Regions from separate parts of the Homo sapiens genome. Here region 2 is linked to region 1. Evidence: read pairs that join two places in POLR2A ChIA-PET (ENCODE). Cell type or tissue: Panc1. All regions are shown on one strand. Each heading gives the region's core, and the rest is flanking DNA. Links, peaks and the distances in the headings are about the cores only. Region 1 overlaps VSTM1 (V-set and transmembrane domain containing 1). Region 2 overlaps CACNG6 (calcium voltage-gated channel auxiliary subunit gamma 6).

The links. Peaks named below come from ENCODE experiments on the same cell type or tissue, not always from the same donor. Only the 100,000 strongest peaks of a DNase experiment are listed, where the experiment ranks them.
Region 2: POLR2A ChIA-PET joins it to region 1 with 8 read pairs; 5 of 35 experiments call an interaction of 5 or more read pairs at or near these places.

The regions. Positions count from the first base shown.
Region 1 is chr19:54,055,126-54,058,035 of GRCh38, reverse strand. The region is part of intron 3 of VSTM1 (V-set and transmembrane domain containing 1); the gene reads left to right. Among named protein-coding and RNA genes, the nearest start is that of VSTM1, 7.3 kb to the left of the region's middle. In Panc1, for the core only: no CTCF peak of the experiment used is centred there; no DNase peak of the experiment used is centred there.
Region 2 is chr19:53,993,860-53,996,769 of GRCh38, reverse strand. All of the region lies in intron 1 of CACNG6 (calcium voltage-gated channel auxiliary subunit gamma 6), which reads right to left. Among named protein-coding and RNA genes, the nearest start is that of CACNG6, 3.7 kb to the right of the region's middle. In Panc1, for the core only: no CTCF peak of the experiment used is centred there; no DNase peak of the experiment used is centred there; H3K27ac peaks cover 2,500 bases.

The DNA of each region.
Region 1 (2,910 bases), core at 93-2,592:
ATCTCCTGACCTTGTGATCCACCTGCCTCCGCCTCCCAAAGTGCTGGGATTACAGGCATGAGCCACCGCGCCCGGCCTAATTTTTGTATTTTTAATAAAGATGAGGTTGTACCATATTGGTGAGGTTGATCTCAAACTCCTGACCTCAAGTGATCCATCTGCCTCGGCCTCCCAAAGGGCTGGGATTATAAACGTGAACCTCCACACCCAGCCTTTTTTTTTTTTTTGAGAGGGAGTCTTGCTCTGTTGCCCAGGCTGGAGTACAGTGGCATGATCTCAGCTCACTGCAACCCCCGCCTCCTGGGTTCATGCAATTCACCTGCCTCAGCCTCCCGAGTAGCTGGAACTACAGGGGTGCGCCACCACACCTGGCTAATTTTTGTATTTTAGTAGAGACAGGGTTTTACCATGTTGGCCAGGCTGATCTCGAACTGCTGACCTCAAGTGATCTGCCCACCTCAGCCTCCCAAAGTGCTGAGATTACAGGAGTGAGCCACTGCGCTCGGCTGCTTTTTTTTTTTTTGACAGAATCTCGCTCTGTCACCCAGGCAGGAGTGCAGTGGCATGAACACAATTCACTGCAGCCTCGACCTCCCAGGCTCAAGCGATTTTCCCACATCAGCCTCCCAAGTAGCTGGGAGTACAGGCAAGCACCACCATGCCTGGCTAATTTTTAAATTACTTGTTGAGACAGGATCTATGTTGCCCAGGCTGGTCTTGAACTCCTGAGCTCAGGTGATCCTCCTGCCTTGGCCTCCCAAAGTGCTGGGATTACAGGCGTGAGTCACCAAAGCCTGCCTGATGCACGTATTTCTTTTCCTGTCGTGGGACATGGCTGGGGAAGAAGGAATCTAGGAGACAAAAAGATAGATGCAGGCCAGGCACGGCGCGGTGGCTCATGCCTGTAATCCCAGCACTTTGGGAGGCAGAGGTGGGCAGATCACTTGAGGTCGGGAGTTCGAGACCAGCCTGGCCAACATGGTGAAACCTCACCTCTACTTAAAATACAAAAATTAGCTGGGCGTGGTGGCAGGCGCCTGTAATCCCAGCTACTAGGGAGGCTGAGGCAGGAAGAGAATCTCTTGAGCCCAGAAGGCAGAGGTTGTAATGAGCTGAGATTGTGCCACTGCACTGCAGCCTGGATGAAAGAGCAAGACTCCGTCTAAAAAAAAAAAAGAAGAAGAAGGATAGATGCAACACCTTCAATGTGGAAATGGGAACCGAATGTGGAGCAAGATTCTCATCAGAGATTCTGAGAGGGTCCCAATGATGTGGATGTGGGAGGGTGGTGTAGAATATGGTCAGTTAATAGAAAATTGGGGTATGGTAAGACTGACAGACCAAGTGATGATTGCCATGGAAAAGATGGTCTGTTACAGTTCCCAAGAGGAGGAGGAAGGCTATACTGGGGGGAGTATGTGGGGAAGCACCAGGGTCAATGAGGGGCAGAGGGAGGAGGAAGAACTGTGGACCAGAGCTTTGATTGTATTTTGTGGGGAGAACAAGATTAGAGTTGGCCAGGTGTGGTGGTTCATGCCTGTAATCCTAGCACTTTGGGAGGCCTAGGAGGGTGGATCACCTGAGGTCAGGAGTTTGACATCAGCCTGGGTAACATGGCGAAACTCCATCTCTACAAAAATACAATAATTACCTGGGTGTGGTGGTGTGCACCTGTGCTTTCAGCTACTCGGGAGGCTGAGGCACGAGAATTGCTTGAACCCCAGAGGCAGAGGCTGCGGTGAGCCAAGATCGTGCCACTGCACTCAAGCCTGGGTGATAGAATGAGAACCTGTCTCAAAAAAAAAAAAAAAAAAAAAAAAAGAAAAGAAAAGAAAAGAAAGAAAGAAAAGAAAAACAAAAAAAGAATTGGCTTTGGGGTGTAGAGGCTGTCCCTGGTTGTCTAGTTCTTGGACCTGGGGTGATTAGGAGAGGACAACATTGACCTTGAGTGTGAGAGCCCCATAATTAAGGTGGTTGAGAGTATGGGCTCTGGATCTATTGGCTTGCATTTGAGGGACATCCTTGAGGACAAGTTGTTTACTGGCTCTAGAAATTAACTAACCCTGCGAGGGGAGGTCCCACCAAGGGCAGCAAGGCCCCAAGATGTTAAAGCATCAAATGCAGAAGATGAAAGACATGGTTAATACGGAGAGATGGATGAGATAGTCCCCAAGTGCAGTAGAAAATGGAAAAGCCCTGGCCCTTCTCTTTACCTCCATTGCCTTGTCCTCTTCAGGATCACTCCCAGAACCTTTGCTCTCAGTCAATGTAGACCCTGGGATGACTCCAGGTCTCAGGACACTTCGATGTCTCACTCCATACAATGGAACCGAATGTATTGTAATTGCTCTGTTGAAAATGGGGATCCCAGAACCATTACAAGTCAGGCAAGTAAGAAAAAACCAGACTGATTTCATGCTCTGGAACGTGACAAGTAATGACAGTGGAAACTACAGCTGTGTGTATTACCTGAGCAACTCATCACACTTGGCCTCCTTCCCCAGCAACAAGCTGGAGATCTGGGTGACAGGTGAGGATAGAGTGATAACACTGGCATTTGACATGTATCCAGCATTTTCTATGTTCCTGTCTCCACGACAGGTAACTTGCCTCCACTAACTCATTCAGTCTTCACTTCCTATGAGGGTGGTTGTGTTACTAACTTCTTTTTGCTCATAGAGATTAGGTGACCTCCCCGGTGTCACAAAAACAATGAGCTTCACAGTTGCTATTCAGACATAAATGAAAATTTATATTTCATTATGCCAGAGAAGGAAAGCCAGAAAGAGTGTCCAGTGCTCTATGAGGGATGTAGGAATGGCAAATAATGGATTGTGGGGCTAAGAGATCCCATTGTGTGGAAAAGTATGGGAGGCACGGTGCAGGTAACTGAAAAAAAAATGATGAGGA
Region 2 (2,910 bases), core at 294-2,793, 61 kb after region 1:
CTGTGAGTGTATATCAAACACATTAAAGAGATGAGCTGGAAAAGAACGAGGAAAAAATAATATAAAACAAAGCACAGGGCCGGGTGTGCTGGCTCATGCCTGTAATCCCAACACATTGGGAGGCCAAGGCAGGCAGATCACTTGGGGTCAGGAGTTCGAGACCAGCCTTGTCAATATGGTGAAACCCCATCTCTACTAAAAGTACAAAAATTAGCCGGGAGTGGTGGCACATGCCTGTAATCCCAGCTACTCAGGAGGCTGAGGCAGGAGAGTCGCTTGAACCCGGGAAGCAGAGGTTGCAGTGAGCTGAGATGGCACCACTGCAATCCAGCATGGGTGACAGAGCAAGACTACATCTCAAAAAAAAAAAGAGAGAGAGAGAAATTTTAAAGTTAAGAAAGACAGAAAAAGGAAGAAAGGGAGAGAAGGAAGGAGAAATGAAGGAAGGGAGGGGAGCACTTTCTGAAGTGCATTTTAGACCCAGAAATTCCCTCAGAATTCACCTAGCCTGACCTACTCTCTTATTCTACAGATGGGGAAACTGAGGCACAGAAAGAGAGAAGAGAGGTCGAGAATAACAGGAGTAAAGGCCATAGAAGAGGGACCAGGCAGTCCATGAATGTGAAAAATTGAACTTTTCAATTTGAACAAGGATATGAAGGGACAAGAAATCAATCCCTGAGTCAGGTGAGGTGGTGTGGGCGGGCGCTCCCCAAGTACCCCGAGGGGAGGTGAAGGGGTGAGATGTCCGGCCAGGAGGAGTGGGATATGTGAGTTCTTATGCAGCAGCAAGAGGTAGAGGATGCTGGGCTGCGCGTGGTGGCTCATGCCTGTCATCCCAGCACTTTGGGAGGCCGAGGCGGGCAGATCACCTGAGGTCAGGAGTTTGAGACCAGCCTCGTCAACATGGTGAAACCCCGTCTCTACTAAAAATACAAAAATTAGCCGGATGTTGTGGTGCATGCCTGTAATCCCAGCTACTTGGGAGACAGAGGCAGGAGAATTGCTTGAACCTTGGAGGCAGAGGTTGCAGTGGGCCGAGATCGTGCCATTGCACTCCAGCCGGGGCAACAAGAGCAAAACTCCATTTCAAAGAAAAAGAGGTAAAGGGTGCTTCACGTCACTGAGCGAAGGGTGCAGGTGCTCTTTGAAGCAGTCATTGCGGGAAACACGGTCTACATCCACAAGGGAAGTGTGACGGCCCTTCTGGGACAATGTAGGTTGCCTGGCATCCTCTTTTGGCTACTAATAGTTTAGCACATCCCAATTCGACCACCCCCAAACATGACACATCCCATCTGGAAAAGTGCAGGGTAAGGGTCACCCCCACATTCCATACTTATAGCCAAGGGAGCCAGGGATGCCTTTTGATGGGCAGTGGTGAGTGTGAGATATTTCTCTGAGATAATGAAGATTGAGAGATGTCCTCTGAGGGGTTGGGTTTGTAAGATAACGTTAATGGCCCTGCTGGAAGACTGAAGTCCTTTCTGATCAATGGAGGGGACAGCAAGGGATGCAAGGAACCCCATACAATGCGGTGAGATGGGATGGGCCACCCCTCCATTGTCCCAGGACCTTTGACCTTTGGGATCTCTTGATGGACCAGTGAGATGTGATATAATGCAGTTGTTGAGAAGAGAGGCAACCAAGCTTCAAATTCCATCTAACTAGCCTGGGTGCATAGACCGAGCCACCGAGATTTCTCGCCCCCTCATTTTTCTCTTCTCTAGAACGGGAGTGATAATAACGACTCATAGGCTAGCTATGATGCTTGATGAGTTAATGTACATAAAACACTGAGATGAGAACCAGGCATTACATAAGCAGCTACTATTCTTATTACTGGGGACTCCCATTTTGCAAAAGTTTGAGATCATCCTTTATGAGACCCCTGAGGGGCCAGAGACAGCCCATCTGCAGAAATAAAATGATCAAGGGTAGCCCATCTGGACACCAAGTGGGTAGCTCAGACAGCCGGGGGGCCTGGCATCCCACTGTCCTATCGAGGGCTTGGGACATCCTATTTTGCACTCTACACATATAAGATATCACATCTGGAGAAGTGAGGGACGAGGGAAATCTCATACGGAGCCCAGAAAAATAGGCCATATTCTTTGAGGGGCACTGGGATGATAGGACCGTCTTTGGAGACTGAAGAGTGCTGGAGATCTCATATGGGTGATCAAATATATGACAGCCCAAATGGGCTCTGAGGAGTGCCAGGTATTTTCCATGGGTCAGTGGAGGTAGAAGGAGATTTCATCCAGTTCCCAAGGGGTATAGAATGTCCCCCTGGTATAAGCACAAGCCGTGGCGTGGCGTGTCAGGGAGGTATGGAACAGCTCTCTGCCATGCCCAGGGATAAAACAGCCATGATTTGGGAAAGGAGGGAGTATGGGAATGTCTCTCGGAGAAAATGAGAAACGCTGAAATGTCCAGTCTGGGCATTTGGAGGCGAGAGGACAGGAAGTGAAGAACATTGCAGGGAAGGAACAAGGTCTGCCCTCGGGTGTTGGGAGGCGTCTGGTGAGAGCTTGGTTTGGTGGAAGCAGTAGGTGGGGAACAGGCATAGATCCTGCTTTGGGGTGGGCGTCTGTCTCCCCAGGGCTCACAGGATGGGAGCGCAAGCTGTCTCCAGGCTGGGAAGAGGAAGCTGACACCAGGAACCCAGGCTGTCTCTCCATGGGCACAGGCTGTCTGTGGGCACATGCAGAGTGGGCACGGGCTGTCTCCAGGGCACAGGCACTTCCAGAGGGTGCAGGCTGTCTGGGGTGGGCACAGGCTATCTGAGGACACCAGCTGTGTCTGGAATCACAGGCTGGGTCTGGGGACACAGGCAAGATTTTTCTAGTGACACAGGCTCTCTCTAGAGCTGTAGGCTGGTCTGGGGGGACACAGCGATGCCTGGGA